2 separate regions of the Homo sapiens genome follow, and region 2 is linked to region 1. Evidence: read pairs that join two places in POLR2A ChIA-PET (ENCODE). Cell type or tissue: PC-9. All regions are shown on one strand. Each heading gives the region's core, and the rest is flanking DNA. Links, peaks and the distances in the headings are about the cores only. Region 1 has its middle 84 kb from the start of LINC00676. Region 2 overlaps LOC124903210 (a long non-coding RNA gene).

What was found. ChIA-PET counts read pairs that join two places held together with the same protein. Peaks named below come from ENCODE experiments on the same cell type or tissue, not always from the same donor. Only the 100,000 strongest peaks of a DNase experiment are listed, where the experiment ranks them.
Region 2: POLR2A ChIA-PET joins it to region 1 with 5 read pairs; 1 of 35 experiments calls an interaction of 5 or more read pairs at or near these places.

The regions. Positions count from the first base shown.
Region 1 is chr13:109,641,607-109,646,988 of GRCh38, forward strand. No RefSeq gene overlaps it. Among named protein-coding and RNA genes, the nearest start is that of LINC00676, 84 kb to the right of the region's middle. In PC-9, for the core only: no CTCF peak of the experiment used is centred there; a DNase peak (open chromatin) is centred at 2,645; H3K27ac peaks cover 3,149 bases.
Region 2 is chr13:109,583,995-109,589,376 of GRCh38, forward strand. LOC124903210 (a long non-coding RNA gene) reads right to left here. Exons shown (of 2, transcript XR_007063870.1): 2 at 1-5,382. Among named protein-coding and RNA genes, the nearest start is that of LINC00676, 140 kb to the right of the region's middle. In PC-9, for the core only: a CTCF peak has its summit at 2,930; DNase peaks (open chromatin) are centred at 1,037 and 3,097; H3K4me3 peaks cover 972 bases; H3K27ac peaks cover 2,281 bases.

The sequences.
Region 1 (5,382 bases), core at 113-5,112:
GTGCAGACTGCAACATTTGCATATGGACTCCATTTCAGCAATGTATATGTGGCTTAGTATCACCAGTGCACTCTTCCTCTGCATCAGTGTCCCTCAGCTGCTTTCATTATCACCTTCTTAAGGAGCCTTTTAAGACATTTTTTCTTAACCCTCCTCATGAAATTTTAATATCATAGATATATGGTATATCTGTGTGTGTGCTATGGTCACTTGAAGGCCCACAAACTACTGCACAATCTAAGGGTTTTCTTGCCAGCCAAGCATCAACTTTTGCCTCCTGGGGATAATAGCACACCTTTGAAGAATGCATGATCTACATAATCAATGATTTCTCCATTCTGTGTTTAGGAAAGGTGCATGGGGATCAACTATATCTTTTGAAATTCTGTCTTCTATTTCCAACTGAATAGTTCTTAATATACAATCATCCTGATCTTAAAATTTGGTGAGATGTGTGTGTACTTTCCTATGGATAGAAATGTCAACATCTTCCCTTGGAGGATGGAAGAGTTTCGAAATGTATTACTGGCTGAGCGTATCTTCCCTGTCTCTGACTTTGGTTGGGGATTGAACAAAAGAGATAAGAAGGAGAGGAACAGGCAAGTATGTTGTTGAGCCTATACCAAGTGACAAGTACCATATTAGTCACTTTGCATCATGAATCAGAAAAGAAAATTCACTATGTAATACCATGATAAAGAATATTTAAATATCTTAGGTGTTAAGAATTAATAAATAAAATACATATTAATTTTTTAATGCCAAGCCTCACAGTATCTCACCACCCCTCAACAAGGGAGGCTTCCTGGCCTTTTTGCAGAAGGAAGCAGACCCCACTTAGTTTGTTTCCATGAAGCAGTCAGCCCGGCCAGGAACAGAGTATATTCCCTGCCGATGCACACTTGTGTCTGTCCTCGGTTGATGCCTCTGCTCTCTGTGTTTGTGACTGAAGTTTGAGCGTGGGCCAGATGCCAGGCCAGCAGATGGCCGAAACGATAAGCATATGTCCAGTAGCAGGTATGTGCAGCTCATTTGATCATTAATCAAAAACTGTCCCTTGCAGGTCACAGGCGTGATTCTTACAGCTTATCCTCACGTGAGGGGTAAGGGCTGTGCCATCTTAACCTGTGCTGAGCACTGGCTTAACCCTGCAAAGGTTCAGAACAAAAACTCCTTCCAGCTGCAACTCTTGTGGCTCTGACAGATCGAGGTTGGATGAAGGGGCTCATCATGGTTTCCCTTCCTGAGAGCACTCTTCCAGCAAAAGTCTGTGGATAGCAGTGGATTCCGTGATCTACCCTATCTCCTGGCAATTGCTGCTACTCTCCATGGTGAAAGACCCATAGGCTGTGCAGGGTGGTAACCGCCCACACGTGTGTTCCTTTAAGAAACCTAGGGGCCCTCCTGGGATGCTGCAGCCCAATCGCATGAGGCTGGCCTGTCATTACAGGTTCTCACCATCTGCAGTTTGTGTGTTTGGAATCTTCTCTCACTATGAGACATAAACCGGCCAAAATGGCAGATTCACTTCTCATATTGGTACTGCTCATTCCAGATGCATTTAAACTCTTTTAAGTTGATTCAGACAAGAATGACCAGGTCCCCACCCACGAGACCCCTGTAGCACTAGGCCTTCCTCATTCACTGATGAAAGCAAACCCAACCAATAAGGCAGCCCCCATCCTGATGCTTGGTCAAGAGAAAGAAGACAGGAACCTGGAATGACAGCTCACAGACCCTCCCACAGGCTGCAATGACCTTCAGCAATGTTGGAACCCGCTTTCTATTTCCAGCACCAACCACAGAGCTGCACATCTGGGAGCTGTTCAATAAACACTTGCTGAGTAAATGAATGAAGGAAACTCTCACAACCTCCCGGTGCTTTCCACGGTGAGGTGAGGTCTGACAGTTTCTACTTTTTAAATTATTATTATTATACTTTAAGTTCTGGGGTACATGTGCAGAACATGCAGTTTTGTTAGACAGGTATACATGTGCCATGGTGGTGTGCTGCACCCATCAACCCATCATCTACATTAGGTATTTATCCTAATGATCTCCCTCCCCTAGCCCCCCAACCCCTGAGAGGCCCCAGTGTGTGATGTTCCCCTACTTGTGTCCATGTGTTCTCACTGTTCAACTCCCACTTATGAGTGACAACATGCAGTGTTTGGTTTTCTGTTCCTCTGTTAGTTTGCTGAGAATGATGGTTTCCACCTTCACCCATGTCCCTACAAAGGACATGAACTCATCCTTTTTAATGGCTGCATAGTATTCCATGGTGTATATGTGCCACACTTTCTTTATCCAGTCTACCATTGATAGGCATTTGGATTGGTTCCAAGTCTTTGGTATTGTGAATAGTGCTGCAATAAACATATGTGTGCACGTCTCTTTATAGTAGAATGATTTGTAATCCTTTGGGTATATACCCAGTGATGGGACTGCTGGGTCAAATGGTGGTTCTGGTTCTAGATCCTTGAGAAACATTTGCTAAGAGTGATGGCTAGGGTCTAAGACATATACTCCCACTGGATTCTCAGAGCAGTTATGAGAGGAAGCCGGGCATACGTTACACCCCAGTAATATGAGATGATGGTGACTTGTCGTATTTTACCCATTTGTTTACTCAGCAACTATTTGTTAAACATCATGTGTCAAGCTGTGCTTAAAGAGCAAGGAATATATAGAGAGAAACCAGACAGGCAAGATACTTGTTCTCATTTGAGTCACCAGGTCCAGGTCCACAGTGCCACAGAAAGGAGGCTGGCAAGTATGTGGAGGCCTGAGAGGGCCTTGTTTTCCACAGTTAGAAGAGTGGGCTCCCTACTAATTAAACAGGAGGAAAAGGCATAAAGTAGTCATATTTGCAGTTCAGAATGTCACTCCAGCATCACTGGGGAGAATGTACTGAGACTGGGAACATTCTGAGGCCAGAGGCAAGGACAAAAGTGCAGGAGTATTGGATAATTGTAAGCAAATGTCTAGTGGAAAGAATCTGTAATAGGATATTCAGCAATCCTTACAAGAAATCTTTGCAAAATAGTAAGGAGGCCAAGCGCAGTGTCTCATGCCTGTAATCCCAACTCTGGGAGGCTGAGGTTGGAGGATTGTTTGATCCCAGGAGTTTGAGACCAGACTTGGCAACATGGCAAGGCCCCATCTCTACTAAAAATACAAAAAGTTCGCTGGACATGGTAGCATGCACCTGTAGTCCCAGCACTCAGAGAGGCTGAGGCAGGAGGATCATCTGAGCCTGGGAAGTTGAGGCTGCAGTGAGCTGTGGTGGTGTCACTGCACTCCAGCCTGAGCGACAGAAAAAATAATAATAATGATAATATAATTAAGGAAAAGGGGGGAAGGGATGAAAGGGGTGGCATAGACAATTCTTGTTAAGTTATTGAATGTAGATCTTGGAGGAAAGAAAAAATTAGGGGGAGATTCTGCTGATGGAATCCGCTGACTGGAAGGACACCTTCAGGAACAGCTCCGCTTCCACCCCACCCCCATCTTCACATGCACTTGATCCAACCAGGGGCCCTTCCCCGGCTGGGTCTTTTAGCTTCCCACTCACTTTCCAGGATTAGAAAGTTCAACCCAAGTGTCTTAGGTTTTGTATCTGTCTCAGTGCATTTTCCCTCCATTCACTCTGGCTTGACCTCAAGGGGAGAAGAGGGAAAGGTCCTTCGTGCTGCAGTTCAACCTCCCTAAACCCCTGTGAGGCTTCCTACTCTTCATACCCCAGAGCTTCCCCTGGAGGCTGAGGTGAGGGAGGCCGTGTGAAAAGGAATGAAAGGGAACCTGAAAACATATTTCCACTTAGCTGATGCTGGGCCTCCCTCTCTCATTGGCCAAGGCCCCGAGTCATGGCAGCCATTCAAGGCTGGCTTCTACATTGCGTGCAGTTGAGGGTCCTTCTGACTCCTCACCCGGGAGCTCCCCGTCTCCACAATCCGCTGGCAGGGTCAAGGCACTTCCAGCTCTCTTGCCTTTCCCAGCCCTCAGCTCCTGCCCTGTGGTCTCCCTGCAGGTCCTTTTTGCTGCAGTCCTTTTGCTCCAGAAACCCTCCCTCCTGACTCAGGTCTTTCTGAGATGGATGGGCTCTACTCTCTTCCCTGGCCTTCACTACCCACAGAAAAACTCATGGTCCATGGTCCTTTCTAAACTCATGGTCCTTTCAAACAGCTTGGCCACCTGTTGACCTCTGCCTCTTCTCCATGCTACAGGTATCCTTCTACCTTCAGGACAGGGACAGGCACAGGCACTGGTCCCTAGGACCACTGCACTAGAGGACACAGTTCCACATCTGCTGAGACCAGTCTCAGGCCTCAGTTCAGCAGGAGCACTGAGCAGGCCTGCAGTCCACTGAGTTCAGCAAGCGACTGGCCAGCAACCACAGTGATGCTGCGCTTCTCACAAGCACTGAGCAGGCCTGCAGTCCACTGAGCTCAGCAAGCGACTGGCCAGCAACCACAGTGATGCTGCGCTTCTCACAAACCCCCAGATCTCTCCCTGGGATTCTCACAGGCCTAAGATCTCACTCACACGTGGGAGCAGAGAAGTGCCCAGCGAGTTTCACTTTACAAAATCACATAAATAAGTTTCTATCCCACAAAATACATGTTGAGTGTTTTCTTAGACAAGCTCTTTGAGGTGGGGACCATAACAACAATTTACTTATCTTTTTGCAAGTGCTGCATGCCTGAGTTTTGTATTTCTCTGCATAATATGGGGAGGGAGCACTCATTATCTTCAGTTGGAGACTTCAAATTCAGAAAAAAAAAAAACAGGAAAAGCAGCATTGAGCATCCTCCTGCAGAAATGTCAAGGTCATGTGATTTGGAGAATCTCTCAAATATAGCTCATTATTGGAATGCATAAAATATAAAGCCACAACATCCATTTTCTCAGATTTCATTTTTATAGCTGGGGTCAGTCAGCTTTTTCTAAAAACATCCAAAAAGTAAATGTTTTCAGTTTCAGTTTTGCAGGCTACGCAGTCTCCCGTGGTGCGTCGCATTAGGCCCTAGGCCATAGTTTGCTGACTCTGGATTTATATAGCATTGAAACCAAACTGTCATGGTTAACAGAGTACACATCTGTGAAACAAGACTTAGCAGCAATTATACAGTATATAAGACATGCCTTTCAAAATGTAAGTTATCGAGTAGGATTTTGAAGCATGGGTTCTCATTTGGAGGTACAGAGATTGCCTGAATCCCTCAAAATTGTAAGCAAAACTGTGTGTAACTGTATTTTTCTAGGGACTCAATCATAATAGCCAGGAGGTTCCCAAAGGGTTAAAAAAAAAAGATTAGAAACACTGCTTTAAAAGTAAATATCAATATCAAAATGGACAATGTAACATTTTCTTTCTTATAA
Region 2 (5,382 bases), core at 213-5,212, 58 kb before region 1:
GTGTCATTGATCCATGGAGAAAGCGATGGAAATTATAGGTTAGTATTTACATGAATAAAATATTTTGAAATAACCTGAATAGTATGCTTTCCCCTGTCACATTCTTAGAGAAGTTAATAAAGACTCATGAAGATATTGCAACAATTGAAAGCAGACTTGGGGTTTGTTTTCAATAGCAAAAGATAGGTAGATGAAAATTGGAATTTACAACTCAAGCAGTATTTCTGAGCCTTAGCATGTGATGAGAGTATGCCACACTGAATTGCTTAGAAGAGGCGTAAGGGGAAGAAGAGAGGGCTAACCACTGAAACATGAGAGGTTTGTTGTTGTTGTTGTTTGTGTGCATGTGTTTTGAAAAATAAATCTAAAGACTAAAAGCCAACATTTGAGGAGGTCTCCATTTGTTTAGAAGCATTACCAGTTTCTGCAATGAGAACACATGCATAATTTATGGAAGTGCCGGAATGTCCAAATGTTTCTAACTGTCCCTTATAGCTGACTTTCTTAATGTACAGGATCTGACCTGGAATTTGTACCAAACATAATCTCATACCGGAACAGACCACACATGTACCAAAAAAAAAACTAACTAAACATAAATATTCACTCTAGGCTCACCTACGAACTGAGCACAGGTAGATTGATGTTAATTTGTTCATTTTGTTTATTATACCTAATTAGACTGCTTAATTTTCCTGTAAGCTAAATCAGAATCTGTGTTTTATTTAGGCCAACCTGTCACCTGCTAATCACTTGGCGACATAAATTCAGACACACATAGCTTTGATTTTGAAAAAGAATCTGGGAAACTTCATGACATTTCAGAAGAGAAAAGCTTTCTTGATTTCTTTGTATAGCCAAGAATAATTTTAAAAGTTTGCAAGCCACAGAATTCTAGGAGTATATTTTATATTATCAGAAACTGATCTTCACATCATAGTTCATTAAACTGGTTGCATAGTTTACACACAGGTAAGCCATCTCACCTCAAGACTGGAAAAATATCTGCACTAAAAGTAGAAGAAATAGAAAACTGTGAACACATGAGTGCCTCTTGAGTTAAGAATGCCAAAATGTTGACATAAACATTCCAAAGCAGATAGAATCTCTACTGCTCTATCCTTTCTGAAACCACTTTTTCTCCCAACGCTCTTTTCAAACGCCCCTCCCCACATAAGCTCCCCACTCTAGGGGGTAACAGTCATTCTAGGGCTTCAGTAATCCCTGATAGCCACAGAGAGAATCTGCGTATTTCATCCACACTAACTCCTTCCTTCTCTTTCCGAAGAATAATGAACAAAGCATGGTTTCCCCTTGGATTGAAATGTGCCCTGTACATACAAGCTGTGAGTCCTCGGGCAGGATGCAGAATCTTTCTCAGCCTCAGTTTCCTTTTCTATACAACAAAGATGATATCTGCCTCATAGGGTGATGGTGGTGACAAAGCTAGGTAGGATCTGCTCAAGTCCTAACACATCCCGGGGGCTCTCTCCCGGCCCCTTTCCCAGCTATTTCCCCTCCTCCCAGCCTCACCCGGCTCCAGGCACATCCCGGCAGCTCTGCCGTCTTCCAGTTCATAACTGTTCCTCAGCGTGCATCCTCTTTCCTCTATTTTCATTTCTCTTCTTAATCATTCTTTTTTATTCTTCCTAGGCTCTTTTAAGTAAACCTTTAAGGCTGAAGTATAACATAAATGCAGAAAAGATCACAAATTGCAAGTGCCCAGAGAATTTTGGGGAACATACATCTGTGCAACCTGAATTCAGCTCAAGAAGTCAATCACTGCCAGCACCCCAGAAGCCTCCCTTGCATACAGAGCCCACGCACCCAGAGCAAATCTCCATTCTGATTTATTTCACTGTAGATTAATTTTGCCTGGACTATATGACACCTACTCTTTAGAGACTAGCTTTATTCATTCACCATCATATTTGTGAAAGTCTCCCTTTCTGTTTGCTAATTTTACTGCTGCATAGCAGGGGTTAGCAAGCGCTTTCTTAAAGAGCCATGTAGTATGTATTTTGCCTTTCAGGCCGAAAAAGTCTCTCTGGCAGTATAGCACAAAAAGCAGCCACAGACAATACATAAGGAAATGAATCTTGCTGTGCCCTAATACAAATGCATTTATGGACACTGAAATTTGACTTTTATATAACCTTCACATGGCATAAAATCTCCTACTTTCAAAAATTTTACATCTAAAATGTAAGAACCTTTTTTAGTTTGCAGGCTCTAAGAAGCAGGCGATGGGCCAGATTCGACCTACAGGATGGAGTTTGCAGACTCATGCTGTGTAGTATTCTTTTGCACGAATATACCATCGTTCATTTATACATTCTACTCTTCGCAAATGTTTTCTTTCAAGTTTTGATCCAAAAAAAGATTTCTATTAAAGCTGATATATAAAAGCAGTGGCGGTAATAATCCCACATCTAAAAGAAAATGAAAGCCATTAATTTTTAAGGAAAATTGGATATTTAAGGGGAAAATTTCTTAGTCAACATCTAATATTTTTAAAGATACATGTATTAATAAATCTCCTTTGGAAAATCCACAAAATTGCCTATCATTTCATTTTCCCCATAATAAAATCGGCTTAATCTTCTTTATCTCAAGTATGAGTATTTCCCTCAAAAGTAGAGGAGGCAACGCTCTAATTCATTTTTGTTTCAACTTTGAGCATTGCAAAACCTTGTTCTCTTTCATGTGGCCATTGCATCAGTGTGGATTTTCAAATGTTTTACTAGCACAATGGGCTTGGATAGAGTGATTTGGGGTCTTATCACCCTCTAGTTTTAATAGTGTCTATTACACAGGCAATTTAAAAATTTAGGATTGCCTATAAAGATAGTTCATTTAACTTTTTTTTTTTTTTTTTTAAAAAGCTACTTCCCCTTAAACTCCAATAACTGATAAGGAGATAAGACAGGATATCGTGGAGGAAAGAATGTCTATGCAAACACAATCCTGGCACTGTGAGGCATGCTGCTGGTCTTGACAAACATTGCTCTAATCAGGGGCATATCACAAACACTTCTGAAACTTTAGAAAAGGATGCAAGGTGCTGTGTGATGAGGTGCCAAGTGAGTCTAAGAGACGACCTGCACTCAAGATTCCACAGGTGGGAGACGTCGGCACAGGAGAGTATGGGACGGAATGGACTGATGAGGGTCAGGGAGAAGGCTAGAACTGAGCTCGGCTTTTGAGAATGGACACAGGGGAGGAGCCTTGTGGATGAAAGGTCATCTTGAACAGAGGAAGTAATGTGAGCCAAAGAACAGGGTGCGGGAACAAAGCAAAGTGGACTTCCTTGTCAGAGGAAAACCCCATGGTGAGACCTAGGTAGAAACTGAAGGCAGACTGCAGTCAGAGTTTGGTAGGTGAGGAAGACTGAAGAGTAAAGGATTGGTAACAGCAACATTTTTAGGAATGATTGACCCCAAAACCATACTAAGATGAAAAAATAAAAATAAATTAAAAACTGAAGGCAAATCTGTCAGTCCCAAAGCCAAGAAAATAAATATCCCATGTGAAGTGATAAGATATGACAGCTATGAAAATAGAAATACACAGATGTGAGAAATATGGCAGTTCATGGAGAGGAGGAATCAAATATTCAACTCCATGTTGTTAAACGTGTATGAGTTGGAAAGTGTTGCTGTCATTGCCAGAAATAGGGAAATCTGGGGCGGGAGCTAATTTTAGTAGAAAAGGGAGTTTGGTTTTAACTGTATTAAACTTAAGCATGAATCCACAATGGTTCCACCCTGGATCACAGCTTTGATTTTTCCAAAGGAAATGTTATAGTCTAAGGCAAGGGAAGGCAAACTACAGCCCACAGGCCAATCCTGCTGACTGAATGTTTTTATAAACAAAGTTTTATTGGAACACACCTTGCCCCTTCATGAACATGTGGCCTCTGGCTGCTTTTTCACTTCAACAGCAGCATTGAGTGTTTGTGAGAGAGATCATTATAGCCCACAAGACTAAAATATTTACTATCTGGCCCTTTACAGAAAAAGGCTGCAGATCTTTAGTTAAAGTTATAGAGGGCTGAAATCAGCAGGAAAGATTTGAGGTTTTTGAAGAAAGTCCTCAGACAAGACAAGACTTCCTGAGATGAAGTGTGTGGGATACCACAGAGCAGAGGACCGAGCGGTCCTACCACGGCCAGCGTTTCACAAAATGGGAGAAATCCTGGGATGAAACAGCTCAACCTGATATGCTGCAGGCATCTACCATCATGCAAGAAGAGAAAAGAACCCGAGGTCAAGAGAAGGCCTTACCAATGTGTGTCCTGGGAGGACTATTTCCAGAGGGTGATATTCAGACTGTATACAGGTCCTCTCTCCTCCACACAGGATTCCTGGAGAATTCCGAGGCTGGAAACAAGGGCCAGTGGCCTCTCATAGGTGTGTTAGTGCTTGGTGAAGTTGTACAAATGTCAAAGAGAAGAGTCAGAGGGTAGCTTTAGGTGATATTTTGCTAGAGACACATGAGATGGGAGTGTGTGTCTGAAGAAAGGGTTATCTCCGCGGGCTGTGAACGGATCAAGGAGGCAGCAAACACAGCATTAGGATACAACTCTGGAAAATACCCCAGTGTCACTTCCTTTCCTAATCAGTTTACCTAAAAAGTCCTCTTCTCCCCTCCTCCACCTTTCCCCGAGTGCCACTTAGCCTTCAGGCTCAGCTTGCCTACATTTCTGCAAGAAGGGTTTCTCTGTCCCCAGGTGAGGTTAAGGCCTTTCTAGCATAATAATAACTAACACTTAGAGACTACTTACTGTGTCTGGACCTGTTCTGGGAATTTCGCATGAATTCACTTAGTCAAGCCTTCCAATAATGCTGTGAAATGTTTACCGATAGTATGTCCTTTCAACAGATGGGCAAACTGAGGCACAGAGAAGTTAGGTGATTGATCCATAGTCACAGATTTAGGAAGGAGTACAGCCAAGTTTCAAAAGGCCACATCCAAAACTCTCTGCATTTGTCTTTAGTATTTGTATAATGTTTGTCTTTGCTGCTAGACCCTAACCCCCATGAGAGTAAAGACTGCATCAGCTCTAGTCCTCATTGATCCCTGAGCACCTAGAACATTGCCTGGCACAAAGCAGATGCTCAGTGTAATGCAGAAAGATGTGTAGAGTGAATTGACAACACCTTGACATACTTAGGTAAGGAAAATCAAATCAAACAACAACAACAAAAAACCTGTGGACCCATATGTCTATTGTCCAATACCCAATGCATAATTCATAATGCGAATTTGAGACTATAATTTAGGGTAATAAATGCAATCCTACAAAGTACTTTGAGCTTTGGCCTGGTGGGATTTATGACTAGAAAATGGTGGCAGAAGGGTTTGCACTGTTAAGTGGAA